2 separate regions of the Mus musculus genome follow, and region 1 is linked to region 2. A link is a loop called in an ENCODE intact Hi-C map of the cell type or tissue named here. Cell type or tissue: left cerebral cortex. All regions are shown on one strand. Links, peaks and the distances in the headings refer to the core of each region. The heading gives the core; the rest is flanking DNA. Region 1 has its middle 37 kb from the start of Gm34677. Region 2 overlaps Gm525 (predicted gene 525).

Evidence for each region. A loop is a pair of places that touch in the nucleus more often than their neighbours do. Peaks named below come from ENCODE experiments on the same cell type or tissue, not always from the same donor. Only the 100,000 strongest peaks of a DNase experiment are listed, where the experiment ranks them.
Region 1: a loop joins it to region 2, with 3 times the contacts of the local background. A loop is called at or near these places in 4 of 42 quality-filtered maps.

What each region holds. Positions count from the first base shown.
Region 1 is chr11:89,913,600-89,929,747 of GRCm38, reverse strand. No RefSeq gene overlaps it. Among named protein-coding and RNA genes, the nearest start is that of Gm34677, 37 kb to the right of the region's middle. In left cerebral cortex, for the core only: a CTCF peak has its summit at 8,288; DNase peaks (open chromatin) are centred at 6,991, 8,349 and 8,864.
Region 2 is chr11:89,091,796-89,107,943 of GRCm38, reverse strand. Gm525 (predicted gene 525) reads right to left here. Exons shown (of 4, transcript NM_001033266.2): 4 at 14,880-15,058. Among named protein-coding and RNA genes, the nearest start is that of Gm38759, 22 kb to the left of the region's middle. In left cerebral cortex, for the core only: a CTCF peak has its summit at 7,264 (motif pointing left); DNase peaks (open chromatin) are centred at 6,846 and 7,239; H3K4me3 peaks cover 1,151 bases; H3K27ac peaks cover 324 bases.

The sequences.
Region 1 (16,148 bases), core at 3,306-11,305, 820 kb before region 2:
CCCTAGTTCCTCTTTTCTGTTTTTTTCGACACCAACTCAAAAATCCTAGACCTAAATTGTTTGTTTACTCTTAAATATCCACTACTCCACCAGATCTCGTCCTCTCTTGGAAGAGGGACAGAGTTCCACAGTGAGGACGGTCATACTTTACTGTTTCTGCAGAAGGTCCTCTTGCAACTTAACACATTCAGAATGTGAAGGCGGGAAGGTTGGAGGGAAACAACTTATTTGATCTAGTGCTATAAATCCACTGGCAGCTCCTCCCTCTGAGCCACCCATGTCCCTTGTCCTTCCATCCATCCACTTGTCCTCCCTCTCCCTACTCCACATTGGCTTAAGCTCCACATCAGAGCACAGACAGTAAGTGAAACTGCATTGACCAACCTCTTATCTGGAGTCTGGTGGTAACTGCTCTCGTTCTCAGAGTCCAGGCAGAAAGAGGTAAGACAGCCAGAAAATCCCTTCAAGGGCGGGCTGTACCCATGTGTCATCTTCACCTTTATCTGTTGCAGTCACAGTTAATTTTGCGGTCCCCATTGCCGTATACTTCCCCCACCCCCGTATAGTTTGAATTCCTATCTCACTTCTCAGGTCAGGAAGCTGCTTTTGCCTTCTGTGCACAGCAAGCCCCATTTAGCACCATAGTGACCCTTGGGGCAATTTGATTTTGCACTGGGGTCTATTCATTTATGCCACACTTCCACCCCACCTCCTGTGCACATTCTAGGAGGACATTTAACACTGATTGCCACTCATCACTATAGTTCAGAACCTTAGAACTTCTAGAACCTTAGTGTTATCTGCTAAATGAGAAGTGGCTGGGCCAGTGAGATGGTTAAGACAGTAAAAGTGCCTGGTGACCTAAGCTTAGTCCCTGGAACCCATGGCGGATGGAGAGAACTAACTCCTGAAATGAAGGTGTCCTCTGGCAACAACAAAAGTGCCATGGCATGCACACACACACACACACACACACACACACACACACACACACACACCCCCAATACCCAATGTTGATATAATGATGATGATGATGATATGATGTGGTGGTGGTGGTGAATTTAAAGAATTAAAAAGAAAAACAGCAAAATAGACCTCTTGTTGACTATGTAGTATGAACCAAGCACTTCACTCTCAGTAACCTATGGGTTGCACTTTACACAGTCTCTGAAGCAACTAGTATTTTTTAAAATAATGAAAATGGGTGTAAAGCAGTACTTACAGAGACAGTGAGTTGGGCCAGGCTCTCGATCTATCCTACATGCTTCTGTGAGTGGTGGATCTATTGAGCTTTCGTGTTCAGGACAGTGTGAACAGAGGGAAAGGGGAAAACTTGCCTTTGGTTTAAGCTGTCATCCTGTTGAGAAGGAAGCACACAGACGATCTGCAAGAGAGCACAGGTAGAAAAATCAATCATTCTAGTATCATATACCACTTAAATAATTTAGTAAACAATGGAAGAAATGACACAATAAACTTCAGTTTATTTTGAACTACCCACAATTGCTCAAAGTGGCCACCCAGACCAAGGTCAAAGCTAAATTACACTTGTAGCAAGGAATCTTGTCAGATGCCAGGGCATAGGGACTAGAGAGGAAGAGAAAGAACGCAGCTGGATGATAAATAAAACTATTTTTCTTGCGACTGATTTTCTTGGTACTTAACTGTAAAGCCATAATCATCACCATAGCAACACCCACATTGAATACAACATGAATATGTAGATTTCCCAGAGGGAAGAGGAATAAGCTGCACCTTTGTGCACCTTTACTAGAAAAAGATAAAAGAAGCAGGTATAATTTCAATTCGTAGTTGACTAAACAAGTAGGTAATTATTCCACATGAATCCATCACCAGCAGAGATGAATACTGTGCTCACTAAGGCCATAGAAAAATGATCTATGATGTGTGTGTGTGTGTGTGTGTGTGTGTGTGTGTGCTGCCTGCATGACTGAAAAAAAAAAAGTAAAAGAGAGAGACTTGCAACCATTACACAGAGATTGCTGAAAAGAAATCTATTTAAACCCTGGCTGCTCTTTGCAGAGAACACTACCAAAGCAACCCCATTAAAGGAACATAAGCTTTGAAGCACAGTCCAGAGCTTCCATAGTAGAGACTAGATTGTGGGAAGGAAGGGAGGGAGGGAGGGAGGGAGGGAGGGAGGGAGGGAGGGAAGGGAAGGAAGTGAGGAAGGGAGGAAGGAAGGGAGGAAGGAAGGGAGGAAGGAAGGAAGGAAGGAAGGAAGGAAGGAAGGAAGGAAGGAAGGAAGGAAGGAAGGAAGGAAGGGATACTGGGGCTCCACAAAAACCCTAGCTTGAGACTTAGAGTGCTCAACTCGTTAGACTGGGGTGGGCCTAGAGTAACACAGTTGTATCTCAGGTTACCAGGATCTTCACACACAGTTTCTCTTTGAAAAATTAATTATTTACTTACTTATTTACTTATTCACTTTACATTCTGCTTACTGTCCCCTTCCTGGTCACCCCCCTCCAAAAATCCTTCCCCATCTCCTCTAAGCTTATGGTAGGGGCCCTCCTGGGTATCCTGCACCCCTAGCATTTCAAGTATCTGTAAGGCTAGGCACTTCCTTTCCCACTGAAGCCAGACAAGGCAGCTCGGCTAGAAGAACATATTCTATATACCGGCGACAGCTTTTGGAACAGCTCCACCCCCATCCCCCCACCCCCTGCTCCAATTGTTCGGGACCAACAAAAAGACCATGCTGCACATCTGCTACATATGTGCGGGGGTCCAAGGTTCAGCCAGTGTATGCTCTTTGGTTGGTGATTCAGTCTCGGAGAGCCACAAAGGGTCCAGGTTAGTTGACTCTGTTGGTCTTCCTGTGTAGTTCCTATCCCTTTAAGCTCACAGCCATTCTCTGCCTATTCTTTTTCTTTCTTTCCTGTTTTAACATTGTTTTTAATAGATAATTTCTTCATTTACATTTCAAATGCTATCCCCAAAGCCCCCTACACCCTCCTCCCGCCCTGCTTCCCAACCCACCCACTCCCGCTTCCTGGCCCTGGCATTTCCCTGTACTGGGGCATATAATCTTTGCAAGACCAAGTGCCTCTTCTCCCATTGTTGGCTGACTAGGCCATCCTCTGCAACGTATGCAACTAGAGACTCAACTCTGGGAGGTGCTGCTTAGTTCATATTATTGTTCCTCCTATAGGGTTGCAGACCCCTTTAGCTCTTGGGTACTTTCTCTAACTCCTTCATTAGGAGCCTTGTTTTCCATCCAATAGATGACTATGAGCATCCACTTCTGTATTTGCCATGCACTGGCATAGCCTCACAAGAGACAGCTATATCAGGGTCCTGTCAGCAAAATCTTGCTGGCATATGTACTAGTGTCTGGGTTTGGTGGTTGTATATGGGATGGATCCCTGGGTGGGGCAGTCTCTCGATGGTCCTTCCTTCTGTCTCAGCTCTGAACTTTGTCTCTGTAACTCCTTCCATGGGTATTTTGTTCCCCATTCTAAGAAGCAGTGAAGTATCCATACTTTGGTCTTCTTCTTGAGTTTCATGTGTTTTGCAAATTGTATCTTGGATACTCTAAGTTTCTGGGCTAATATCTGCTTATCAGTGAGTGCATATCATGTGTGTTCTTTTGTGATTGGGTTACCTCACTCAGGATGATATCCTCCAGATGCATACATTTGCCTAAGAATTTGGGAAAGGATCTTTACCAATCCTAAGTCAGATAGGGGACTAATATCTAATATAAGAAGATGGAATTCAGAAAATCAAATAACCCTATTAAAAAATAGGGTACAGAGCTAAACAAAGAATTCCCAACTGAGGAATACCGAATGGCTGAGAAGCACCTGAAAAACAGTTCAACATCCTTAATCATCAGGGAAATGCAAATCAAAGCAACCCTGAGATTCCATCTCACACCAGTCAGAATGTCTAAGATCAAAAATTCAGGTGACAGAAGATGCTGGTGAGGATGTAGACAAAGAGGAACACTCCTTCATTATTGGTGGGATTGCAAGATGGTATAACCACTCTGGAAATCAGTCTGGCGGTTCCTCAGAAAATTGGACATAGTACTACCAGAAGATCCAGCAATTCTTCTCCTGGGCATATACCCAGAAGTAGTTCCAACTTATAATAAGGACACATGCTCCACTATGTTCATAGCAGCCTTATTTATAATAGCCAAAAGCTGGAAAGAACCCAGATGTCCCTCAGCAGAGAAATGGATACAGAAAATGTGGTACATTTACACAATGGAGTACTACTCTGCCTATTCTTCTATAAGAGTCCCCAAGCTCTAACGACTGTTTGGCTGTGGATGTCTGCATTTGTCTGAGTCAGCTGCTGGGTGGAGCCTCTCAGAGGACAGCCATGCTAGGCTCCTGCCTGCAAGTGTAACAGAGCGTCATTAATAGTGTCAGGGTTTGGTGCTTGCCCATGAGAGGGGTCTCGAGTTGGGCCGGTTATTGGCTGGCCATTTTCTCACTCTGGGCTCCATCCTCCATCCCTGTAGTTCTTGTAGACAGGATAATTTGTGGGTTGAAAGTTTTGTGGATGACTTGGTGTCCCTATTGCTCCACTGGGGTTTCTGCCTGGCTACAGGAGGTGGCCTCTTCAGGTTCGATATCCCCAATGCTGTGAGTCACAGCTAAGGTCACTCCATTGATACCTGTGTGCCTCCCTTATCCCAGGTCTCTGTCTCATGCTGGAGATGCCCCCCCCACCTTCCCACCCCAGTTAATTGCACATTTCCACTCATTCTCATGGCCATCTGGCCATCTCTCCCGTCCTTCCCCATACCAGATACTGAACCCCCTCCTCCTCTCCCTCCCAGTTCCCTTCCTCCATTTATGACTATTTTATTCCCCCTTCTAAGTGAGATTCAAGCATCCTCACTTGTGCTTTCCTTCTTGTTTAGCTTCTTTGGGTCTGTGGAGTGTATCATGGTACCTGTATTTTATGGCTAATATCCACTTATAAGTGAGTACATAGATGAACAGATTTCCCATGCTCAGGGATCAATAGGATTGGCATAGTGAAAATGTTCATCTTACCAAAAGCAATCTACAGATTCAAAGCAATCCCCCAACAAAATTCCAACACATTTTTATAGACCTTGAAGGAGCAATTCTCAACTTCATATAGAAAAACAAAAAACCCAGGATAGCCAAAACAATCCTGTAGAATAAAATTTATTTTACAAGGAATCACCATCCTTAGCCTCAAGCTATACTGCTCAGCAACAGTGATAAAAACTATACGGTATTGGTACAGAAACACACAGGTTGATCAATGGAATTGACTTGAGGACTCAGAAATAAACCCACATACATATGGATACTTGATTTTTGATAAAGAAGCCAAAACTATACAATGGACAAAAAGAAAGCATCTTCAACAAATGGTGCTGAGCTAACTGAATGTCTGCATTCTCTTCATGTAGAAGGATGAAAATAGATCCATATTTATCACCCTGCCCAAAACTCAAGTCCAAGTGGATCAAGAACTGTGTATAAAACTGGATACACTAAATTTCATAGACAAGAAAGTGGGAAATAGCCTTGAACACATTGGTACAGGAGTCAGTTTCCTGAACAAAACACCAATGGCTCAGGATTTAAGACCAACAATTGATAAAGAGATTCCCTCATAGTTCCTTTTTACTGAGCTTGTCTTAGAGCTGATTTGTGATACAGGTCCGCAAGTCAACCCTTAGCATTGAGAAGAACTCTGTCTTATTTCATCTCTAACTAAAAGCAATGACTAGGTCTATGGTTTGGAGTGTACTATATGGACAGATAGTTCTGAACCTCCCCCTGATACCACACATAAGGAGGGGACACCAAAGGAGAACCCCTGTACAATGGAGGTTCCCCTTGTGACTCTGTATTAGGCATGAACCATACCCAAACACCTGTTTTTGCAGAGAAATCCTTCATTAAGCAGGGAAGAGAGGTTAAAGTGGCCGCCTTCTGACTGAGGCAGAAAACCAGAAGCAAATGACCATGCAGGGGCAATGTTTTAAAAGAAGAGACAAAGGGGAGGTCTGTGTCAGAATGGGCTAGGATGTGGTAGTGTATTTTGATTGGACATGTTAATGAGGTGAACCAAAGTGGGCTTTTGATTGCTGGATGTTACTACTTTGATAGATGGACCTTGATAGTCAGCCTCAGGAGGAGGAATTGGCCAAATAAGAGAGTAGACAGTGGTGGTTAGCTTTAGGAATGTAAAGAAATTACATTCCTAAAGCCATTGTGACCAGAGACATGAACATAGTGAGTCTCACTCTTGTTTCTCTCTCTCTCTCTCTCTCTCTCTCTCTCTCTCTCTCTCTCTCTCTCTCTCTCATCTAGATCTTTCCCTGTGCACACTTTGCAAACTCACACGCACCTCTCTTTTTCTTTGACTATCTGGCTAGTTCTCCTTATTGAAATGTAAGTGTTCATGTATATATACATGTGGACACAGATGTATAAACACATATATTCTTGCGTATTTAGAAAACATCTGTTGAGCACATCTTCTAGAAACCACTTTTATAAACTCTTTAATTATTTTTACCAGGCAAAACAGACACAAATGTTTTTGTGCTGCAGAGCTAAGTTTTGGTGTTGGGGAGGAAGTGGCAGGCAGAAAACAATAGCTAAAATAAGCAACACTGAAATAAAAGGCCACACAAGAATTCAGAGGAGACAAGGGAGTTAGGGGTAGCAGGCGGGTCATAACATTAAAACAAAACGGTCAGGAAAGTCCACAGTGACTGGCCACTTGTAATACGGGCAGACTGACAAGTCTCAGAGCAAACAGGGACTGTGTTGGTTTAAGCTACATGGTTTTTCCATCCCTTCATTTCATTGAGATTGTGGATGTCCCAGGAAACAATGTGTTGTCACATCACTTCTTGAATGGGCAGAATTAGAGTGAGGAACTCCAGATCTCAAGTTAATCAGAAAGGGCCTGCAAGGAGCCAGGCTGGAGTTTGAAAAAATGAAGCGCCAGACTAGAAAGATCAAGACCAGATCCTGGTGACAGCTTGGCGTCAGCTAGGAGGCGTGAAGAAATTGGACAATTTATGGCCAGCCAGTGAGGCTGCGTCATCATTCCTGCCTTGCAGAAGTACTCAGAGGGAAAGAATAAATATGTTTTCTGGTTCTATTTTCAGTTTTCTATGGCTCTGTGCTCCGTAGATATCAGACTCTGCAGCGGTCTATGTCAGGGGCTTTTGTTTCCAAAGGAGAGGCAAAAGAATTGAAGCTGGGGTGTTTGATAGCTCTGATGAACAAAAAGATCAGCCCTGGGAAGATGTGGGTATACTACAGATCAGCTAAAGGACATGAAGTGAACAAATAAGGTGGGTCCTGGGTAGCTCGTAGGAATGGGCATGTCTGAGAAGCCAAGAAAATGCAAAGAATATGGAATTGTTTAGTGTCCACGAGAGAGTATACAAATCCCAGAAGCTGGTTGCTAAGGTATCACTATCCTGTAAACCTGCTAAAAGTCAAGTTATCTTAACTGCACTAGCCTATCACACAATGATAAGTATTAGGAAGTCTAAAGGATCCATTCATTACATTAGGGACACAGAATGCACCATCTCGTGTATCATGCCACATCGTCTGATTCCGTCAGATCTGTCTTCCTTTGCTTGACTCTTGGTCCTTTGCAATGTGTTCTGATTATATCTAAGATTCATTGACCTGAAGGAAATCCACTAAACATCTTCTCATTTCCCTGAAGATAAAAAAGGCAAATGTTTTATAAAGAGATACAAAATCATCTTGATGTTCTCTCTCCATGTACCTATCTAGATTTGTGCCCTTGGGTCTCCCATAGGTACACTTCTGACTTCCTGAACATCTCTGTGCAATTCCCAAACTAAGGGATGCTTGTAGCACACAGTTCTGTTTGCTCATCATCCAGCCTTGGGCTGGAGTCTGCTTCTGTCTCTCCTCATCTCATCTCAATTCGTGATCCCTTCTTGACAGATTTCTTAACATTTCTTCTCTATAAGGCTGAGTTGGGTTAGAAAGTCCCAAAGGACCCCAAACCTTCCTCTCCCGTGACCCCTCATTGGCTTGCCATGTAATGCCTCCTCGTTTTCTTTATACCTCGGACAAGGGATTACCTGATTTTCTTAAGGTTGAGATGATCTCTCTTCAACTTCTCAATGAGAACCATGGTATTCGTCGTGTATGTCCATGCTCATTTTCTCTTCTGTCTCCTGGTTCTGTTCCGTGGAGAGCTTGTTCTACCATGGACTTTGGCTGAAGCCTGGCTCTGTGCAGGGTTTCAGCCGAATGCTCAAGGGGGCAGTGTGGTAATGCAAGAGAAAGCAGTCTCTCCTCTCTGAAAGGCTTGGCCATTTTTTTTTTAAACATGAAAATCCTTGCCCTGGAAATTAAATTATATTTGGGATTTTTGGGTTCCCCTCCCCCAGCCCCACTGTGGGAGGTTTCGGAAAGTTACTGTGGTGAGCAGCACAGTCAGAAGCTGTCAGCGGCCAGCCCCACAAGGCAGGTCCGGCAGGCTCCTTCAGCACCAGGGCCCCAGGGGACAATGTGTGCACATGAGGGCTAGGCTTTCAGCGGTCAGTGGCCTACCACCAAAAGAGCACCTCCTCCCCCTACACACACACACACACACACACACACACACACACACACACACACACACACACACACAGAGCCTTCTCATCCTGGCTACCTTTGAGTCAATAGTTTGGGATCCATTTCAAATCCAAGGTGGATGGATCGAGAGGGTTGTTTTTATTTGTTTGTGTGTTTTCCAAAATATTTCTGAGAAAGCAGCTCTGAAAATATGCCTTATGTATCCGTGGATTCATACATATTCATAGCTTCCTTCTGACTGTATGTTGAAGTTTTCTTCTCCAAGGAGGCCTTAGGTAAGCTGTAAGGCCCCTCCCAGCTCCCGTCCTCCACAGTTCTAGCTAGTCAAGAGTGGAAGGAAGGCTATGAAGAAACCCAGTCCTAGAAAAATTCTATTTTGGGGGGAGGTTGGTGGAATAATTCAACCCCTTTCTAACTTTGGGAGGTACAAACCTGATTCCCCAGGTATTGGATTCAGTTAATTCAGTCCTCATGACTCCATATAGATGCACTGTACCTTCTCATGTGTCAGGAAGAGAGCTAAGTCCTGAGTATAAAATGGCCACACCTGCAGTACTGACTCACCTATATCTTGCAGGTTGATGGGGACAGAGACTGTCAAAACAAACACACACACAGTCCGGGATGTCAGATACTGGGGTAGTGGCATTCTAGAGAGGAAAGAGGGTAAAAAATTGAGATAAAGTGTACAGGGTTCCTATTCAGAGTAAAGGCTCAGTGGCTCGAGACAGAAGAGCGCTAAGCACATAAGACTATATAGAAGATGACAGAACAGAATGCTAAACATAGCAAACTCCGTGGAAGACTCAGGGTATTTGTGACACAGAAGGTTGGCTGACAGTGAGAAGACTCACCCCATGCTTTGTCACCCAAGGAAGAGAACAATCCCTTCTAACTGTCACTGAATGGTCATAGTAAAGGCCACGTTGGTTCCCATAGGCATGTAAGCTACCAAGATGTGAGAACATCTCACAGTGAAAGCTTACCTCAGAGATCATCCAAGGCAACTCCCTTTTTATTTAATAATCTCCTCGAAGCTGTACTACATAGTTATTCCAATTCTTCGAAACAGCATCGCTCACCCTTTCCACTCTTTTTACTTCAGGTTTTTTCCCATTGATTTCTTAGATTTCCCTTTCTAGATGGCAAATTCTAAATTCTGTCTTCCTTGTTTAATGAACCTTTTTTTTTTTCCTCTCTCAAGAACAGTGAGTGCCACACAGTAGCTTTTCAGAGCATGCTTGCTGAAGGGGGTAATCAAAGCTAAAACTAGACTTCTTGGAACTCATTGGCCTTCATTCTGTTTGCTAGAACAAATCTGGTCTTAATGTCTCCTAGAAGGAATTTTACAGTCTTTTGAAAATAATGCTCATTATGGGTTTTTTCCCCCTGACTGTTAACATTTTGAATGTGATTCTGAAACTCATGAATATTTGGGTTACTAGTAGGGCTCTGGCTAGATGTGATAACTCAACCAAATATACATCAACTTTATCCTACCATCACCTGCATGTCATTTCTCTATTTTTAATATAAGGATATATATGCATTGTTCTGAAGATCTACTTCAGGTTGAATACTTTTAATGTGAAGGCTGTCACACTTATATTAAAACAAAACAATAGAACACCAGTAATGTGCCATCAAAACATGCCAGTGTTGTTCAGAGTTTGTCAGTGGAATAAAATCAATACAAGATTCTTTGTATATAAATAATACCTATAACCATTATTGTTATATAAATAATACCTATAACCATTATTGTTATTATTGCTTTTCATATATTAAATGTATTAAGACACAAATATGTATATATGTATATGAGTTGGCTCACACAGTTTTATGGAGACCAAGAGGTTCAAGGCTGTCATTTGGCAGCTGGAGACACAGCCCATCTAATGGTGTGGCTTTCTTCTGAGTCTGAAAGCCCAAGGAGCAGGAGAATGGTTGGTATGAATCTTAAAACCATCAGGGTTGAGATGCAGAAGGAGCCAAAATCTCATTACAAGCCTGAGAGCTGAAACAGACTGAAGGCTAAGCTTGATGTAGGAAACAGGAGTAGTTTCCTCTCATCAATGAAAGCCCCAGCCTTTCTGTTTTATTTAGACATTTATTGGATTGGCTGAGGCCTAACTACATTAGAGAGAACAGTGAACTTCACTCTGTATACAGATTTAGACATTAATCTCATCCCTAAATAATATTCACAGACATACCTAGACATCTCATGATCTAGTCAGCTTGATATGTAAAATTAACTAATGTATTATCTAGCAGACTATTAAATAGGCTATTATGCAAAGCATCTTAAGGGACTAGCTTATAGAGAAATAGTACTTCAGAGATGTGGCAGCTTCAGGGAGGAGGGAGATCTGTCAGAGGCTTCAGGAGAAAGTGCTACATTTATTGAGTCCCAAAGAAGTCATGGAATTAGTGGCAATGATGGCAGCAGATAGAACAGAATAGATCCAGGAAAACCTCATATGCCCCAATAATTATTCTAAAGTGATTATAGACCTCAATACTCACCTCACACCCCAGTTTTGCTGCCAAAATCTTGGTGAAACTATGACCAAAACACATAAGAAACTTGTCCCCTTGTGGGCATTCTTCTGCACTTTGAAGTTGGCCTGGAATCGCGCAACATATAAAGGTGGTTTGGTTTCCAGCTGCAGCATCGGTAAGAGAAGTCAGACACTTCACCACTAGTGTGTAAGCAACCGAGCTGGACACGGAGAGTAGTGATGTCTGTGAATGTGCTCAAATTCCTAAAACTGAAGACCAACCCCAGATCAGCCCAACACACAGTGAAGCGTGAACAATCATCTTCTCAACTGAACTGCTGCACCCAGAAGCAAGTCAAACGCTCATGATTAGACCAGACACAATGGCAGCATAACCCAGGCCTCACTGTAATCCTACACCCAGTTTCACACAAAATAAGTCGTGTATAAAGAATTTTATTCTATGTGGACTGCTATATTTATTAGTTTATATGTATCAACAAGCTAAAAAGAAGGACAACATGATCATATTGTTTGATGCACAAAAGCCTTTTAAACATGTTCAGAGCCCTTTCCCTGCTCTTGATTTTAGTGGAAATGCTCTAAGTTCTTCTTACTTAGTATGATATATTAAATAGTATACTTCAGTTGTTGGTTCCATTGAAGATTCTGTCACAAGGATGCATTACCTTTTTGTCGGCTGAGATGATCGTGTGATTTCTCTCCTGCATGTGTTTTGCATATGTTGAACCGCCCATGCATCTGGGGGACGAAGTCAACTTGACTGCCATTCTGATTCAACACAATGCTTGAAATCCCAGCTAAAGCCATGATACTAGAGAAGGAAATGAAAGGCATACAGGTAGAAAAAGGATAAGTCAACATATCTGTATTTGCAGATTATTTGTTGTTATTTATTTATGTCATTTTTAATATGATTTTATAAATAAAAAACCCTAAAAGTTCCATTAGAACACTCAGAGATCTGATAAACAAACAAAACCACTTTTTATTCAAAATCTCATCAAAAATCACCTTAGATAAACCTAATCAAAAACTTTAACCAGTAACCCCCAGAGCTGTGTCTCTAGTTGCATATGTAGCAGAGGATGGCCTAGTCAGCCATCAATGGGAGGAGAGGCCCTTGGTATTGCAAAGATCATATGCCTCAATTCAGGGGAATGCCAGGGTCAGGAAGCGGGAGTGGGTGGGATGGGGGGCAGGGGGAGAGGGCATAGGGGGATTTGGGGATAGCATCTGAAATGTAAATGAAGAAAATATCTAATAAAAAGCCTTAAAAAAGGAGAACTTTGAAATGCTATAGAAAAATTGTATATGAACCAGGAGACAAAAAGACCTCCCACGCTTATGAACTGAAATAATTAATATTGTTAAAGTGGCTGTCATGCTGGAAGCAGTCTATAGATTCAATGCAATTCCATTCAAACTCCATTGTTGGGCTGATGAAAGTGCTCAACAGACAAAAGTGCACATGGGAAGCCTGAAAACCTGAATGTAGTCCCAGGATCAACATGATAGAAGGATAGAAGGAGAGAGCTGACTACTGCAAACTGTTATCCAAGCTTAACATTCATGCAGTGGTAAGTGCACATGTACACACACACACACACACACACACACACACACACACACACACACACACACACACACACACACACCTTAAATTCTAACAAAAATAAAGATATACACAGGTATTCTTCACATAAAGGGAATGAAAAGAACCCTGCAGTTCTCAACAAAGCACAAAAGACCTTGAATGATTGGAACATTCCTAAGCTAAAAGAACAATGTTGAAGATAGTTCGATTTTCCAGTGCAATTTCACTAGAGCCATGATAATGAAAAAGGCAGCATAATATTGGCACAAAAATGGGCACGTTGACTGATGGAATACAGTAGGGGACCCAGATAGAAACCACACTACTACAGACATCTGATTTTTGATGAGGATGCCAAAATATGTACATTGGAGTAAAGACAACCCCTTCAATAAATTGTACTCACAAAAAATGTGTATCCACACATAGAAGAATAAAACTATACCCTTTTCTATGATCTATACACAAATAAACGCCAAAATGAATCAAAGACCTTGATCTAATACACAAAACTCTGAAGTTGTTAGAGGAAAAACTAACAAGACCACTTTAAGATACTTGTATAAATAAGCACTTTCTGAATAGAACCCCGGTCCCTTAGGAAGTAATGTCAACCTTTGACAAATGGATTTCATGACATTATAAAGTTCATGAAACTTATATAACATTTCTACACAGTAATAACTGCTAAACTCTCAGCCTAGAGTATGGGAGAAACCCCTTGCTAGCTAGCTGTATATCTGACAGAGGATTCATATCTAGAATATATAAACAAATCAATAAACAATGACAAAAACCAAACGACCCAGTGGTTAAATTGGGCTAATGAAATGACCATGTGGTCCTCAGAAGAAGGACAAATGACCAATAAACATATGAAAAGAATGCTCATCCTCACTGGCCCTCAGAGAGGTATCAGTTAAAATTACAGCACGAGTTCTTCCCACCGTAGTTAGAATAGCAGTCACTAAAACAACAACAGCAGCAGCAGCAGCAGCAGCAAATGGTGGTAAAGATAAAGAAGAGGAACCACACACTGCTCATGTGTGGGATGACCAGTGGAGTTCTCCAAAACACCTAAAGAGAGCCTTCTTCCATAGGACCCAGCTATACTGCTCCTGGGTATTAGTCAATTAGTCTCCAAATCCACACGTGCATATCAGTATAGATTTCAGTCGTATTCAATAGCCAGCTTGAAGAACCAACCTAGGTGTATATAGACACAGGAACAGATACATAAAGCATGGCATATACACACAATGAGTTTTGGGAATCCATAAAGAAAGATAAAGTTATGCTGGGTTTTTTCTTCAGAAAATAGATGCAATTGGAGATAGTCATAATAAGTGTATTGTAGACAAATATTGCAGGGTTTCTCTCATTCCTGATTTCTAGCTTTTACATAGATACAAAAGCAATGAAGGTACCTATAAATAAAAACGTAGAAGGAAAGCTGTTTTTGTAGAAAATCCCAAAGCTAATAAATACACATGGCAAAGTTCAACTTCCAAAGCTAATTATCAAGGTTTCCAATGTCACAAAAACACCATCAACATATACAAATAAAACATGTGTCTATAGACTACCATTAACTATGCAAAAGTCAAGCTTAACACATAACAGCATTTCTCCTGAGTTATAAAATACATAGAGTTAAAGTAACATTACCCCTATATAATAGAAATCATTTGAATATAAACCTAAAAATATGTACAAAATATGTATGTTGGGAAAACTACAAGCTTTTAAATGATAAAATATAAACAAAATGCCATATTCACAGACAGAAAACTCAATACAGTAAACACATATATTCTAAGTTATAGTTAAGTCCTATTAAGGCTCTATACTATGCTTGGAAGTAGAAGCTGAATGATCATAAAGACTGCATCGGGTGTTAAGGAAACTAGAGTAGTTAGAATTAAACTTGAAAAAGAAAAATAAAGTTGAAGAAAACTCTATCAATTTTAAGAATTCTTATTTATAATAATTAAAACAGCTTGGGAGTGGTGCAGGGTTAGGTATGCAAATCAATGAAATAGAGAGGAACCCAGAAATGAAGCCACACAAATATGTTCAACTAATATTTGGGAAACTGACAAAACCCCATCTATGAAAACAGGACAGCTTCTTCATTTAAGAGCGCTGAAGTGATTCTATGTTGACCTTGGCAACCTCTTGTTCTGAAAAACCAACACTGAGATAAGATAAAACACTAAACTCTGGTTGATATGGCTCTGAGCCAGATCTCAAAGTACAACATTAGCAGACCAGACTCACACAAGCCCTTCACACGGTATTTCCCACACTGGGTTTCCTTTCTGGATAGCTGGAAAGGAATCCACAAGGGTTTCTTGTGGACCTTGGGTTGAAACTGGTAAAGTCACAAGGAAATCAATACTGGGGAGAACTGTTTGTTCCTTTGGAATCTCTGCTTGCACATAAGAAGAGAGATAAACTAGCTGTGGTCGTATAATGAGAATTGGGTTTTAAAATATGGTATGGCAGGCCGTTTTATCTTAATAATGCAATAGTAATACTGTATTTCTTCCCAGTGTCTTTATTAGTGTCATTCTCTGCTTTGACCATATGTCTACTAACATCTTCTGTTATTGTGTAGTTCCTACATCCAAACTATGTACACAATGCTTCCTTTCCTATCTTTGCCTTTGATCTAGTTATAGTCCAAGAATCTATGTTATTTATAAATCTTCTTCATACTCTACCCTCAACTTTGTGTCATAAGAAGACAGAAAGCAAGAAAGGGAAAGTTATGTATTTGTTACTTTTCTCATCAATGTGGCAAAAGTCTAAGAGGGACATGGGAGAAAGGGTGGATTTTGGCTCACTAGTCCTGAGGGATTTCAGTTGACAGCAGTGAGAGCACGGTGTCAAGAATGGCTCCCAGGACAGTGGAAGTGTGTGACAGTGTGTCTTCCCATGGCATAGACCTAGAAGCAGAGATCAGGCCTTGATCCGAGGGTGGAAACAGCTTTAGAGGTTCCCTTAGTGATCTATGTTCATCAACTATGCTCTACACTGTCAAGACTCTACAGCCCTCAAAACATCAGCATAGGCCAAGTGCTGAAAGCTCACAACCTGAACCTATTAGAGGAATTTCAGATTCAAACTATAGCATTCCTTCAATAAAATATCCTTCAAGACAGTGCCACATGTTAATGACTAAAATTCAAGAGCTTATGGGCGAATTTTCAAATTCCAATCATAACATCATGCAACTTCTCCACCAAACTCTTTTTGTGTTGATGAAAGAAAGCAGTTCATGTTGCTGACAAGACTAGACATGACCATCTCTAGCCATGTAGAGAGAGATGGAAAAATGGAATTCCATTTGTGGAGAAGTCTGGGAAGCCTACATATCTTGAATTATATTTTATGGAAATTGTCTACTGA
Region 2 (16,148 bases), core at 3,380-11,379:
AGCAATAAGTATCTTGTTTGCTGAAGGGGATTAGGAAGAAGACCGGAAAAAGGTGAATTTCACTATGGGGTGGCCTTTTGACTAAAGTGATAAGAGTTTATAGGGTTGGCCGAAAGAGAGGCTCATGCATACTGTGAGGACTGAATCAGGCAGGTTACAAGGGTTCCTGAATGCCATCTTTCTGCCTACAGAAAGGATCAGAGAGGTTTTGAAACTAAAGGAAGATTTCTCAGCCACACTTAGCAACTCCCCACCCCCCTTTACAGCCCAAGATTAAAGCCAAGCGCCAAGGAAGTGCTCTCCCACTGAGCTCAAGACACTCCCCGCTCCTTTACCAGCCTTTCACTCCTCAGCAGGGGTGGGGAACTACAAATCACCATCTTCTAAGTAGTTGCACTCAATTCCCCTTCAACCAGGACCTTCCACCATTGACGGTGAGTGAGAGCTTTCCAGCCAAGAGCCCACGTGATGCAATGGGGGGGGGGGATACATCGCATAATCTTTACCACGCCAAAGGTGGGAAATGGGGCTCTGCGTAAAGTCCAAAGTCCGCTGCTGGGAAGGACTGAGTGGGGAGCTGCAGCAAGCGTGGGCTGGTGTGAGTCACTTGGACTCTCATCTGTAAACGGCAGCCTTGCTCGGGTTTGTTTGGGAGTTGTTTTGTTGTGTTTTGGCCCAGCATTTCCACCTCCCCTCTTTTTTTTTTTTAACCCGTCCAACAAACATAAACTGAGCCTTTACCATTTATATCACAGCTGTATATGTCTGATATAAAACAGACTCTCGTGTAGCCCAAGATAGCCTTGAACTTCTGACCTTCTGTAGAGGCATGATCCACTATCAGGGTTTTATGCCATGCTAGAGATTGAACCCAGGGCTTCAAAGATGTGAGGCAGGCACTATATCAACTGGGCTACTTCCCAACCCCTGTCTAGACATTTTCTATAATGTATTTTATTTTGTTTGACTTCATTTTGTGTATATGGGTGGTGTGGATGTGTGGGTGTGTATGCGCCTGTGCCACAGAGACCAAAAGAACACCAGATCTTCTGGAAGAGCAGCCAGTACTCTTGAACCACTGAACCATCTCTCCATCACCCCTCCCCCTCTAAACTTCTAATTAAGATCTTTTCAATGGTCAGCTGCTGTCTTTACATGGTGGGCTTCCCACTTCCTTTTTAATCCTTGAGCCAGCTTCTCCTCCCACCCTGTCTGCTTACAGAAACTAATATTTGTTTTGAAGTTGGTGGTCTACATAGTTCTTTGATAGAGACTTGGGTGTGGTCGTTATGACAACCCAGCAGGGTATTCATTGTGACAGGTGTTGACAGTGTTCTGGGCCTGTGCATTCTGAACGGATGCTGGAGCTGGAATTCAACCCCAGATCCTGAGATGTTTCTCTCGAACCCTTCCCACTGTATTTATTATATGAGGCCAGGCAGGCAGCAGGCTCCGGAAAAGATGCTTCATAAGGTAGCGTGGCTAGATGCAATCAGCAGAGAGACAGAAGGTCCCACACGCTCCTGAGCCAGACAGCCTGGGTTACAAGTCTCACCTCTGACAGACTAGATGGATGGCCTTGGGCAAGTGGCTTAACTCCTGCATCTCTCGGTTCTCGGAGGATCAAAATCAAATAACGGTAGTGCCCACCATTGTAAAGTTTGGTGATTAAGACACACAAAGCTCATCCAATTGTCAATCGCTCTAGCATCATTACAGTTACCCAGAAAGCAACAAAAGCGTCAAAAGGAACGGGAGGTGTATAAAGACCCCTAGCTAGAAGTCCAGGGGCGGGGAGAGGAACTGAAACTAAACAGAAACAGAGTGGGCTCCTGTTAAGGTTTTGTCTTTTGCTGTTTCTCGGAATGCCAAGTTCTAGCCCCACCTAGTGGCTGGGAGCCTGCCCCTAGTTAATTCTGATTGGTAAATAAAGATGCCAGCAGCCAATGGCTAGGGAGAAGAGAGATAGGCGGGGTTTAAGTCCCCCGCCCCGCCCCCCAAACCTTGAGGAAGAGGAGACAAAGAGCTGCCACGGAAGAAGAAGACCGTGCAGGAGGGAGGAGAGACGACATGTAAAAGGGTCAAGAGAACATGGCCAGAACATGGCCAGAACATGGCCGAGAGGGGGCTGCTCAATTGGGTCAAGAGCAGCCAAGATGGAACATAGAAATTAGTAAGAAGTAACTCGAAGTTATCGTTAGGAAAGTGGATTCTAACAGCATGGAGGTTAGGCAGTTGCCCAGCTATTGTGCTGCTTACGGCATATTAAAATATAAGGCTGTATGTGTGTTTCATTCGGGAACATGATGGTCAAAGGCAGGGAGGAACCCGGCGCCGGTATTTATTAATTATTTAACTACAGACGCCCACTCCACCACACTCTGCACACCCTTGAAAGGGTCCACTGCTTTCCCACTCCTTGGCTTCCTCATCACCGGGTAAAAGAGTTCAGCCATATTAGTCACGGCCGCTTGAAGAGACCACTGACTCCCTCCTATGTCCCAATGTCCCCTGGAGACTCCGAAGCATAACCAGCTGTACTGCTTGGACTTAGGACAGCTGGTGACGATGACTGGTCAGTTTCACTGAGTTCCAAGACTGACCAATTCATCCCAGATGGCTGGGGCTTTCCCAGTTCTCACGGGAAGTTCTATACTCCAGGAATACAAATGGAGGCAAACCAAGATGGCAGACCACCCAGGGGTGGTCAATTCCTTTTTAAAATTCTATAATCATCTGTCCGGGCTTTGCCATTCATTACCACCTTGGCAGATTTGCCGTCGTTGGTGTGGAACTTCTTACTCAAATACATCTACTTCCAAAGTCTTTTCACAGCATCATGTCAGTGGCCAGTATAAGCCAGGTCAGCTGAGAAGATAAATACCTCCCATAAAACAAAGCTAGAGGGTTGGGGAGATGACTCAGTCAAGTGCTTACTGTACAAGCATAGAGGCCTGAGTTCAGTCCCCCAGAGACTGCGTTGAGAGGCTGGGCACAGAGGGGTTTGTCTGTAATCCCAGCTTCAGGGAAGTGGAAAGAGGAGGAACCAGCAACTCCCAGGGGCCTATCTAATCAAAACTGATCACTCCCAATTCAGTTGGAGGCCCTGTCTCAAAATTATAACGCGGGACTGGAGAGATGGCTCACCTCATCGGTTAAGAGCACCGATGGCTCTTCCAGGGGTTCTGCGTTCAATTTCCAGCAACCACATGATGTCTCACAACCATCTGTAATGGTATCTGATGCCCTCTTCGGGTGTGTCAGAAGACAGCTACAGTGTACTCATATACACAAAATAAATAAATCTTAATAAATAAATCAATAAATAAGGTAGAGGGGAAAGTGAAGCCACCCACCGATTTGAAGCTAGGCCCACCCATGAGGCTTCTGGGAGCAAGGCCCACCTTCCCTGCTGAAGAAATCTATGAGCAAGAAGTTAGCAATGTAGTAAAATGGAGGCTAAAGAATCTAAGGAGTGGTGTTAGACTTTGATCCCTTGGCGAATCTTGTGATTGATGAAGGTATGAGCGTGGCAACTGGTGGACAGTCCAGTTAACACTGGAATGGCAGTCAAACAAGGAGACAGTGGGTCACGTTTAGAAGCCTCAACACAAGCTTAAATGAGGACTGATCGGCAGAGAAACCCATATTCCTCCCCGAAGGGCTTGTTTTACTAATGGCATCAAATGGGGTCATATACACTTTATATGAAACTTTTTTTGCTAAATAAACCTTTATAATACTCAAAAAATGAGAGCTGTGGTGGCTTTGTGTTTAATCCCAGCACTTGAGAAGCCTGTACAGGCCCTCTGTGAGTTAAAGGCCAGTCTGGTCTGTGTGCAGAATTCCAGGAACTCTAGGGCTACATAAGATGCTGACTCAAAAAAGAAGGTAGAGAACAGTTAAGATACCTGATGCTGGCCTCTGGCCTCTGTACACATGTGTATGCATACACTCCCACACATGTGTTTACATACATATGTAGAAAAGGGGGATGGGCTGGACTAAGTATCACAAGCCTAGAGCGAACTGCTTCCTCTACACAGCCTGGCTAGCTCCTGATCATTCTTCGCTATTCAGCTTAGCACTCCTCTGGGATACTAAGATAGAGGCCTTCACACACACACACACACACACACACACACACACACACACACCTGTAAACCCCATTGCATCCCGAGCCCCCTGTTCTTTCCGTTTCAACATTCGGTACAACAAGGCCTCACTTCATCAGGCAGGCTCAAGCAGGCTACAGCTTCCCTGGAGACAAACAGTCACGAGTGTCCACACAGCTCCTGCACTACCCAAGGGTCTAGCTAGCAGTGCCACGTGAATATTATTGGGAGACCAAGCAATAACCATGAGAGCTACTCCCAAGCAGTCACCAACCCCAAGACCAGGGTCACACGCCCAACCCCAAGTGATCCATTTTCATTCGCTCCAAGATCAAGGCCTCCTCCCTGTCCGCCTTCTCCAGGAAGGCAATAGCGTGCCTTCTGGCCACAGGGAGAACGTGGTATCTGGTGACACTACTGGGAACACTGACAAAAATGTGGCCGTAGTGGGCTTCCCGGGCTCTCAGGAAGGACTCCGTATCAGTCACACTGCCTCACACACAGGAAGAACATGAGCTGGTGCCGGCGGAGCAGGACGACCCGAGCCTTTGGTCTTGGCTTTCCCCTCCTGAAGTATTTTTATCCATCCGGAGAGGCCTGCTGGCCTTGTCACCCGTGAGTGTGTGTCTACCCAAAGTAGCTATGCCCTGAATATGTTCAGTACCGAGCCTTAGATGGGCATTCTCTGCCATTTCAAAAAGACACATGACGTCAAAGACTCAGGTGAGAACATTCAATACTGTCTGTCTCCTCAGAGGGGTGAGAGCCTGGTTTTGTGTATTGTTTGAGTTTGGGTTTGGTTAGCAGCCCCGAGAATTGAACATAGAGCCTCTTACACCCTAAGGGTGCACTGTGCCAGTGAACTCATACACACACACACACACACACACACACACACACACACACACACACCTTTTGGGTTTTCAAAGGATTTTCCTGGCTTTCCTAGAACTCATTATACAGACCAGGCTGGCCTCAAACTCAAGAGATCTACCTGCCTCTGCCTCCCAAGAGCTGGGGATTAAAGGCACACACCACCACAGCCTGGCTCCCAGTCCTTTTCTTTCTTAATTTTTAAATCAAGGTCTTGCGAAGTTGCTCACTGCTAGCTAGCCTTGAACGTGGGATCCTCCTGCCTCAGCTTCTTGAGTAGCTAGAATTACAGACCCTCACCAACAGGCCTGGTTTGCATTGTTGGGTTTTTATGGAAACATCTACTTTGCAAATGAAAAAAGAGGAAGGTGTAAGACTCTCAATAAATGTAAAGGGACAAGCCATTCAGAAATGGCAGCAAAGACTGCAGATTCTATGTCCAGTGTCTCTGAAGACCCAGCCCCTGTGGCCATCTTTTCAGGTCAGGCCTGAATCCCAGCTCTGACTCATCCTTTCTCTCCAGAGAGCTGCAGCCATCACCCTAGCCTTAGAAGCTTAGTCTTGGTAGGGAGAGCACGGAAAGGTTCATAGGATTTCCAGCCACACACGTGAGCATGTGTTCCATGCAGTGTATAGAATGCAGGTGCAGCAGAGCTGTCCCAGAAGGGAGAGACCTGCCACATGATGAGAGGCCAGGTCTGCAGCCCTGCCTGGTGCTTGCCAGATTCTAGAACTGGAGGTCTACTAGTTACCCCAACACACACCCAGGCTCCACCCGCCAGTCTATAAAGTGATCATGATGGGAAGATGGAATCCTTGGCCGGATCTCCTGGTATCCGTGTGAAATAAGAGAAAGCAGAGAGAGTCCAGTTGATGTGGAATTCACTCGGTATGCATTGGCCAATAGTTGCAGTAGAGGAATTAAGGCTATTGTTCTTTAATCTTTTCATCTATATTTCTATTATCATTATTGTTGTGGTTGTTGTTATTCCCTACTGCCGATGAAAATGTATCAGGCATCGTACCTGAGATACAAAGAAGAATGTGGCAGGGCTGGAGAGATGGCTCAGTGGTTAAAGGGCACTGACTGCTCTTCCAGAGGTCCTGAGTTCAATTCCCAAGCAACCACATGGTGGCTCACAGCCATTTGTAATGGGGCCCAATGCATTCTTCTGGTGTGTGTCTGAAGACAGCTACAGTGTAGTCATATAAATAAAAATAAGTAAATCTTTAAAAAAAAGAGAATGGGGCAGCCTAGCCAGTCTTCGGGTGCTCACTGTATGTGATTCAAGTTCAGAGAAAGTTCATCATTAACCCAATGGCAGGCAGGTGGAATTCTTAAAGAACTAGAAAAGATGTGATGGAGGATGACAAAGAAGCCGAGGCAAGGAGACGGCTTATCCCTGTCCCACCTGGCCAGCCAGCGGTTGGACTCGAGGATAAAAATCAACACAGCCCAGATTCTGCGTATGTTCCAAGCTCCGGCCCTGAAGTCTTATTTCCAGAGGCCATTCTTGACAAAGGGATAACTAATTGCCAAAACGAAACCAGATCAAAGTGGATAGTTTTCTTTTTATGCCCAGTGATTTGTCTAGTTAGCCAGACTGGGGATAAAACCGAATGTGTCACTGTACGGAGATACCAGAAAGTGAAAGGCGAGGGAAGCTCGCTCGAGGCAGGACTTCTTATCCGCCCCGCCGCCCCTTCCAAGAGTCTCCTCGGGTGGAATCCTGTAGTCTGTCTCCTGGGAGCGGTTCGCTCTCCAGAAAATATGACACTATTTCCTGCCCTTGTTTGTTAACACACCCCGTCACCATCCGCCTCGGTTTCATGTAACTGCCAAGCGGTATTAACACCCTCCTCCTCGCTGAGGCAGAAAATAGAAAAGGAAGAATTCAACAGACACCCCCTTCCCCCGTGTCATCCTCAGAGGCACCAAGATAACCAGGCCAGAAACCACAATTGGAGCTATGCTCCCTCCGCCCAGGCACGCTAAAGACAGCCAGTTTAACCACCTTCTGCATTTTCCTTCAAAGAGAAAGTGTGTTATTTAGGCTATTTAGACTCTCTTCCTTGCAACAGAGAAATTTTTTCTGTTGTTGTTGTTGTTGCTGCTGCTGCTGCTGCTGCTGCTGCAGTGGTGGTGATTTTTTGTTTTGTTTGTTTGTTTTGTTTTGTCCAAATACAAAGCAAGAGGGGGAACTGTCAGCAGGAGTCTGCAACAATCAGGTGAGCCGCCCGCTGGCGCCTGCAGCGGAGACACACTGACCCCTAGTGGCCAGCCGAGCCCTTACAGTCCTGGGCCCACCCTTGCTCAGTAAACTAGCCCTTGTCACAGGCAATCCCCGAGTGCGCCTTGAGTGGGTGTGGCCCGTGCTGTGTCTCCACCACCTGACCCAGCATACTTATGCACACGTGCACTCACACACTCCTTTTCCCTTTTTCCTTCTGAACAATAGAAGCAATTTTCCCTCCTTTAGACCATTCCAGAGAACAATTTCCTAGGTACCTTAGGAGTGGCTCCTAGGCTCAGCAGGTTTCTAAATTCTGGGGGAGTTCATAAGAAAGGTAAGTGTGAGTCGGGCGTGGTGGCGCATGCCTTTAATCCCAGCACTTGGGAGGCAGAGGCAGGTGGATTTCTGAGTTCGAGGCCAGCCTGGTCTACAAAGTGAGTGCCAGGACAGCCAGGGCTATACAGAGCAACCCTGTCTCAAAAAGACCAAGAAAAGAAAAGAAAAGAAAAGAAAAGAAAAGAAAAGAAAAGAAAAGAAAAGAAAAGAAAAGAAAAGAAAAGAAAAGAAAAGAAAAGAAAAGAAAAGAAAAGAAAAGAAAAGAAAAGAAAAGAAAAGAAAAGAAAAGAAAAGAAAAGAAAAGATAAATGTGTGTCGTCCCCCCCCACCCTCACCCCACCCCACCCCCATATAACCCGGGGCTGGGGAGATGGTTCAGTGAATAAGAGCACTTCCTGCTCAGGTATGAGGATCTGAGTTCCAATCTCTTAGCACCCATGTGAAAACCAGAAAGAGTGCTGAAGTGATTAAAGCACTGGCCGTCCAAACATTGAGTTTTGATAAGGTAGAACCCACGGAAACGCCAGGTGGGTACCCCACCCCACCCCCTGTTACCGGTGACCTCCAGAGGGAGCTGGCTAGCCTGTGGGTGAGCTCTGAGTTCAAGTGAGAAATCCTGCCTCCATTAATATAGTGGAGAGTCTCTAAGGACGTTTCTCAGGCTTCCACACATGCAAACACCCATGTACACACACATGTATACATGAAAAAGATAATTTAAAAAAAAAAAGGATCCAGGTGCGCCTGTAAACCCAGCATTAGTGGGAGGGTGGTGGGGAACCACAGGTATACATACACACACATATACACACACTTTTTAAATTATCCATGTGCCATCTATACGGAGTTAGAACTATACCACCATTTCACAGATGAGCAAACTGAGACCTAGAAAGGCTTAATAATTAAGGGAGGATGTGTCCAGCAGTAAACCCAGGTAGCCTATCTCTCAGCCACTGCACTTGCCTCTATGGTTTGTGGGTAGATACCAACAAAGAAGAGATCGTGGCAGGGTGTGGCAGGGCTCTAGATTCCCAAGCTCTTCTCCGTGTGTCCCCTTTAAGCCCAAGGAGTAAGGACCAGAACAATGCAGGATGAAGCCATAGAAAGAAGTGATGTGCAGTAGGCAGCATAGTGGGTCCTTGGCTTCACAGAACATCACTCATTTTCAGAGCCTCAGGCCTGGCAATGCAGGGCGTTCAATCAAACCTGAGCTAGACAAAGTTTGAAGAGAAGGTTCTAGCAAAATGGAGGAGCAAGGGGGGCGGCTCAGAGCTCCGGGAACCATAATGCTGAGGGGGAAACAGACCTCATACTCTGGGGAGTTGCGGGGGGGGGGGGAGGGTCGAGCACACCCTCACTCTCTTTCATCTTGGAGCTAGTACGAAGGAGGTGAGGGAAACCTCAGCTCAGCCCACACACTGCCCTGAGGCACATCTGAAACCAGGATCCATTCTCCTTCATTTTTCATTTCATAGAAGTCTTACTACACAGAAGTAAATAGAACCACTCGGGTTTTTTTTTTTTTTTTTAATGTTTTCACCATGTACTGTATGTCTCTGTGGAGTAGGGGAAGGTATACGTGTGCTGTAACCCACATCTGGAGGTCAAAAGACAACTTGCAGGTGTCTGTCCTTTCCTTCCACCATGTGGGTGCCAGGGATTGAACTCGGGCCGTAAGCCTTGCCGCAAAGCCCCTCGGCCCACTGAGACAACTCAGAATCCCACCAGCCTTGGGTTTTTTTTTTTTCCTTGAAAAAAATGCAAGTCTCTAACAAATGGCCTCAGTCAGTGCCTCAAGGTTCCTGGGTAATGAGCAGAGAGCCTGCACACCCTGAGCCAAGCAAGCTGTCTACCCTTTCTGTGACTGTCAGTCAGGCCCCTCACAGGGTGGGAACGCAGCTACCTGCTCCCCCACACACACACACCCTCTAGCTGTTCTGTAAGGCCTGTTCCTGTCTGCAGACCTTTACCCGAGCCGTTCCCTCAGCCGAGAGTGCCCTTCCTGTACATGGATCTTCACGAGGTTGGCTCCTTCCTGTCATTCCGGTGTCAGCTCAAGTGTCACCTCCTCCGAAAAGCCTTCCCTGTGCAGCCAACCTAAAATAGCCTTCCAGTTACCCACGGTTGCATCACGGCAGTATCGCTTCCCAGCAGTTATTAATCTTGGTAGTGCCCAGTCATCCTTGGTCGCTTCAGCTCGTGTGTAATAAGGGTGTCTGTTACACAGCAAAAGCCTGCCATGGGCCATGGGGGGGGGGTCCTAAAGCTTCACCCACTGGAACCCATGCCAGTAGGTTCTACCATTATCCCTACTGGATAGAAGAGGAAACCAAGACAGAGAACATTCTACAACTTATCCAAAATTCTGCCCTTAGTAAGCCTTGTTCTCCCCCCCCCCTTTTTTTTAGATTTATTTATTTATTTTATGTGTATAAGTACTATCTTCAGACACACCAGAAGAGGGCGTCAGATCCCATTACAGATGGTTGTGAGCCACCATGTGATTGCTGGGAATTGAACTCAGGACCTCTGGAAGAGCAATCAGTGCTCTTAACCGCTGAGCCATCTCAAGTAAGCTGAGCTAGCCCCAAATAAGCTTGCTCTCAGCATGACAGAAACATTAGCCCATCAACAGCAAAAAAAAAAAATTGAAATTTTTAACAAGCACAATGCTTGGAGATTCCTCCCCCCCAAAAGATACAGAATTGGCCAATAAACAAATGGAAAGGTGCTCAGAATTATTATTAGTCATTAGAGAAATGGAGATCAAAATCCCAACAAACTCCCTTTCACGACCACGGAGAGTGCTTAATTATTTTAAGCGGAAAATAGTAAGTTATTGGCAAGGTCGTGGGGGAAGTCCCCGTGTTCATGTGTTGCTGTTGGGAGGGAGAAATGAGGCAGCTGCCCTACAGAAGAGTGCTTCAAAAAAGTTCAATATACTGCCAGGTGGTGGTGGCGCATGCCTTTAATCCCAGCACTCGGGAGGCAGAAGCAGGCGGATTTCTGAGTTCGAGGCCAACCTGGTCTACAGAGTGAGTTCCAGGACAGCCAGGGCTACACAGAGAAACCGAAACCCTGTCTCAAAAAAAAAAAAAAAAAAAAAAAAAAAAAAAGGTTCAATATAGGGCTGAGGAGAGGGCCCAGTCAGAAAGGTGTTTGGTTTGCCTTGCAAGTCTGAGGACCTGAGTCCAATCCCTAAAACCCACTAAGAAAGGTTTTGGGTTGTTATTTTCAAAGCTGACTGCAGGGCAGTGGCACACTCACTTGTAATCACAGGTAGACAGGTAGAAACAGGTGGATCCATGGACCTCACTGGCCAGCCGCTCTGGCCTAATAGGAGAGACCCTGACTCAAAGCCAGGTGAGTGGAGTTCCTAAGGAATCACACACCAAAGGTGGTCCTGTGGTGGCAATCCATTGAGCACACACAGGTGTGTGGCTGCGCGTGCTTGTGCACACACATACTCGCACACACACAATTTGCACACATAGAATATCAACAAAGCTCAATAGAAATCACATATGACCCAGCAATGCCCACACTGGGTAAAGACCCAAAGAAAGTGAAAACAGTTAATCCAAACAAACACATGTACCTGACTGTTTATACCACTGAGGAGAGCTAAGAAGTGGGAGGAACCCAAATGCCTGTCAATTAATGAACGTGGAATGGGATATACAGCCATGCAGTGGAATATTAGTTGGCCCCAAAACGGAATAGTGATACATGCTACAGCAATAATATCCTTGAAATCATGCTATGTGTAAGAAGTCAGTCAAAAATGATTATAGGAGTCAATGGATATGAAATATCCAGAATAGACCCAATCCATACCTAACAACCAGCTAGGTGTTGCTGAGTACTGTAAAGAAAGGAAAATAGAGAGTGATCACTTAAGGGACATAGGGTCTCCTCAGGGTGTCGGAATGGTGGGAATGAGACATTGGTGCTAGTAGGAAACACCACTGAGTTCTGTTGGTTTCAAGAGGGCTACGTAGAGGTCTCAGCAGAGAAAAGCCCTTGACAACCTGTGTTCAGTACATGGAGGCCATGTGGTGGAAGAAGAGAACCGACTCAGGCAAGCTGTCCTCTGACTTCCAGGTTCACAGCATGACATATATGCAAGACAGACAGACAGACAGGTGGGTGGATATGGATGCATGGATAGATAGATAGATAGACAGACAGACAAACCACCCTTCAGATGCAGGAAAGACACCTTGAACAGTCAATCCCTTGCTGCAAAGGCATGAGAACTTGAGTTCAGATCCCCAGCAGCCATATAAAAAAAAGGCAGATAAGGCAGTGTGCACCTGTAATCCCAGCTCTGGAAGGTGGAGACTTGGAGGCGTGATAGCCAGCCAGACCAGTCCATCAGTGAGATGGAGGCTCAGCAAAAGATGCTTCCTCAAAAAAGACAATGGCAAACTACTAAAGAGGTTGACTTCTGGGGGGGGGGGTGTATACACGCACACACACACACACACACACACACACAATCTGCTTTGTGTATTTTGTTCATCACATCCCTGGACCTAGAGCAGTGCCAAGTATATAATATAGAAACCATTTCCTAGGATGTGAATGGTAGAATGAGCATCCACATCCCCCAACACACTCAGTCCCTTTCATGAAGTTCCAGGAAGCTCTGGGTCTGTGGTTCCCAAACTCCAAATGCTCCTGGAAAACCCCACTGATTCAGATGACTGGTGTGGCTTGGGAGTTTGCATGTGTGACTCAACATCTGTCCTTCCCCAGGGCCGTGCCTGAAGAACATGGCTGCATGCATTACATCCAGCCACAAAAGAAGAGTCTCAGAGAAAAGAGACATCTGGAGGAAGAGCACGGCCTGGGGGGAGGGGGGTTCAGTTTCATACTGAGAGATCTCAAGCAGGGTCTTAAATTCTGTATGTTACAGAGGGAAGTTACAGGCTCAGGAAGGGGCAAGACATCCAGATGCAGACTCCAAGGGCCTGCCCACAGTGACCCACTTCCTTCAGGTAGGCACTGACTTCTAAAGTTGTGCCACTAGCTGTCAATCAAGCCTTTCATTCCACGCTGGTGGTTTTATCAAGGGGTCTCGTGCAACTTAAGCTGAGCTTCAAACTCACTGTGCAGCTGAGGATGACCTCGAACTTCAGGTCCCCCCCACCTCTAGCTCCTGTGGGAGCTACAGGCATGAGCCACCACACCCAGTTTTATGGAGGGCTAGTGGCCATACCCAGGACTTTCTGCATGCTATCTGGTCAACTCTACTAGTCACCTCTGAGTCACCTCTCCAACCCAGTACAGAAGTCTTCTGGGAACATCTCACATCCAACAATACCATGCTTCTGTGTTACCAGCGTAAAGGTTTGCAATTCAAGGCTGAGCTGGGGTGGGACAGGACAGGGAGAGGATTCACAATTGAGCAGATATTTACTGTGTGCCTCCTCCCACTGAGACAGGGTGTTGGAGCCCTTCCCAGAAATGTCTGCCAACTCCTGACCTATAGTACAGCTCTCTGAATGCATATATGTCTCTCCCAGTGTGTAGTAAGATCATTTGAACGGGGACCATATTTATCTCTAAGCATCTAAAAGAACAAACTCACTTCCCGGCTAGAGGCTGTGCTGGCTAAATGAAAAATGAAATATGAAAGGCAATTTCTCACTGGGCGTGGTGGCGCCCGCCTTTGATCCCAGCACTTGGGAGGCAGAGGCAGGTGGATTTCTGAGTTTGAGGCCAGCCTGGTCTACAGAGTGAGTTCCAGGACAGCCAGGGCTACACAGAGAAACCCTGTCTCGAAAAACCAAAAAGAAAAAAAGAAAAGAAAAAAAGAAAGGCAATTAGAAGTCCTAATGTCCATCCACTTTTACTTTTTTTCTTACATCTTTGTGTGTGTGTGTGTCTGTGTGTGTGTGTGTGTGTGTGTCTGTGTGCGCACGCACGCTCGTGATTTCTCCTGGATTGAATTGTCTTGCTGATTCATGTGTGGTGTCTGCCGAGTAGACTGAACTACAGCTGCCGGTTCATGTTTGGTGTTTGCTACTGGACTGGACTAACAAAGATTGGAATCGCCCCAAGAACTATCTCTAAACAGGTCTGCTTCCCCTGTATCCTAATAACCTTTTTTTTCCACTACCTCTGGTGGGTGGTGGCTAGAGAGGAGGTTGAACTCTTATTAAAGTAGGTTGTGAAAAATATAAGCCTACAACACCCACTCCAACAAGGCCACACCTCCTAATAATGCCACTCCATATGGCCAAGCATTCAAACACATGAGTCTATAGGGGCCAGGCCTATTCAAACCACCACAAGAACTTCCTGTGTACGGTTTCAGTGGCCTTTGTCTGAGGTCTACTAGATTTCTTCATGACAGTTACTATCAGGCGATCATGTGGGAAAACCCTGCCGCACAAGCTACCAGTTTTATTTACTGTTTTGTCTTTGTAGGGCTGACACAGGGGACTCCATTTTTGTCCTGCCGGCTTTCTTTCACATTGATATGCCGAGATCCAGTAACTCTCTTCCTAAACAGGCCCACCCCTGACACCACTCAGGGCAACTCCCCTGCCCTGCTTCAGCTTTCACTATTTAGTCTCTAATTCTGGGACCGAGGTACAGCTGAGGGCTGTGGGGCACAGAGAAGCACCCAGCTTTCCACAGGAAACGTCTCCTCTGCAGGAGGACTAGGTTTGCATTTAGTTGTCTGATGGTTCTTTTTGGGATGACCTTGGGCAAATATTTTCTTTGAGTTCATGTTCCCCTTCATTTTCCACCTTCACTACATGTTCATTTATTCCATGTGCATGCCTATCCTATCTGTGCACATGAGTGGGAGTGTGCATGCCTCAGCATGCTTGTGCAAAATGAGGGATGATCTACAGGTGTCAATTCTTTTGCCCCATGTAGGTCCTGGGGATCAGACTCAGGTCATCAGGCTGAGCAGCAGGCACACTTACCCACCACCTCACCATTCATAGACTGAAGAAGAGTATAGGGGCTGGAGAGATGGCTCAATAATTAGGAGCACCTCCAGCTCTTGCAGAGGACCCAGGTTCAGTTCTCAATGTACACACACACACACACACACACACACACACACACAAACACACACACACACACACACACACTGAGGCTCATAACCATCTATTACCCCCGTTCTTGGGGGTTAACATCCTCTTTCTGGTCTCCCCAGTACATGGTGTACATACAGTCAAACACTCGTATACATAAACTAAAGATAAATTAGTCTTAAAAAATAAAGATTAGTATGCTTCCTGGACCTTGGTTTACAAAGATGAGCAAGGGAATTCACTCTCCAGTACTCTCCTCATAGGAAAGAGATGCACAGAAAGACTAAGCACTGGCCTTTATTAGTTCAGCAAAGAAAGGAAAACGCAGATGACCCGAAACTCAGCAGCCCCACGTGATGCACTTCCCTCTTCTAAGGCAGGTCTGGCGTTCTGCCTACACTTGCGAACTGGCAGGAAGGCCGTCAGGAGCTTCAAGCTGTTAGTTTTCAAAATGTAGACGGGTTAGTAAAATGGAGCAGAATACATGTTCATTATTTCCCCCCAAGGCAACTTCCGGCCTGCTCACTAAGAGCCACGTGTTCTTGAGGTCAGAAGGCATTGTTTCTAAGGCTTCAGATTAAATAGAAGGTAAGCTTCTCTCTGCCCCAGCAGTCTCTGGATCACTGCCTGTCAGCCTGCTTGCTGGAAAAGAAAGGAATGAGAAAATAATGTTAGAATAATGGTGGTGGTGATGGTGGTGATGGTGGTGATGGGGGGGTTGGTGATGGTGGTGGTGATGGTGATGGTGGAGGTGGTGGTGGTGATAGTGGTGGTGGTGATGTCGGTGGTGGTGGTGATGGTGATGGTGGGGGGGGTGATGGTGGTGGTAATGGTGGAGGTGGTGGTGATGGTGGTGATGGTGGTGGTTGTGATGGTGGTGGTGTTGATAGTGGTGGTGATGGTGGTAGTGATGGTGGTGGTGGTGATAGTGATGATGATGGTTGTAGTGATGGTGGTGGTGATGGTGGTTGTAGTGGAAGTAATGGTAGTGGTGGTGGAAGAAAGAGGAGAAGAAGCCGCCAGCTGTTATCTCCTAAAAAAAAAAAAAAAAAACAAACCCTGTGTGTGGACCAATTTTAAAAGATTTGTTTTATTTATTTATGTATTTGTGTATCTGTATGTGTACACATGTGTATAGATCAGGTGTGCCAGGAGTCCAGAAGAGGGCATCAGATTTTCCTGGAGCTAGAGTTACATAGGAGATTGTGAGCCTCCTGACATGGGTGCTGGGAACTGAACCCAAGCGCTCTGGGAGAGCAGCAAGCCCTCTGGACCACTGAGCCATCTCCAACTTCTTGGATCCTTGGGACAACAAAAGGAGAGGCTGCCACTCTCCCCATCTCACAGGAGGAACAACGAGCAGTCAGGCTGGCTTTTCACTACTGTTGGGAGCCGCCCTCACATTTGCCATTATAAGATGGCGCTGACAGCTGTGTTCTAAGTGGTAAACATAATCTGCACACGTGCAGGGGCAGTTTTCCCGCCATGTGTTCTGCCTTTCTCGTGATGACAACTGGGCCGATGGG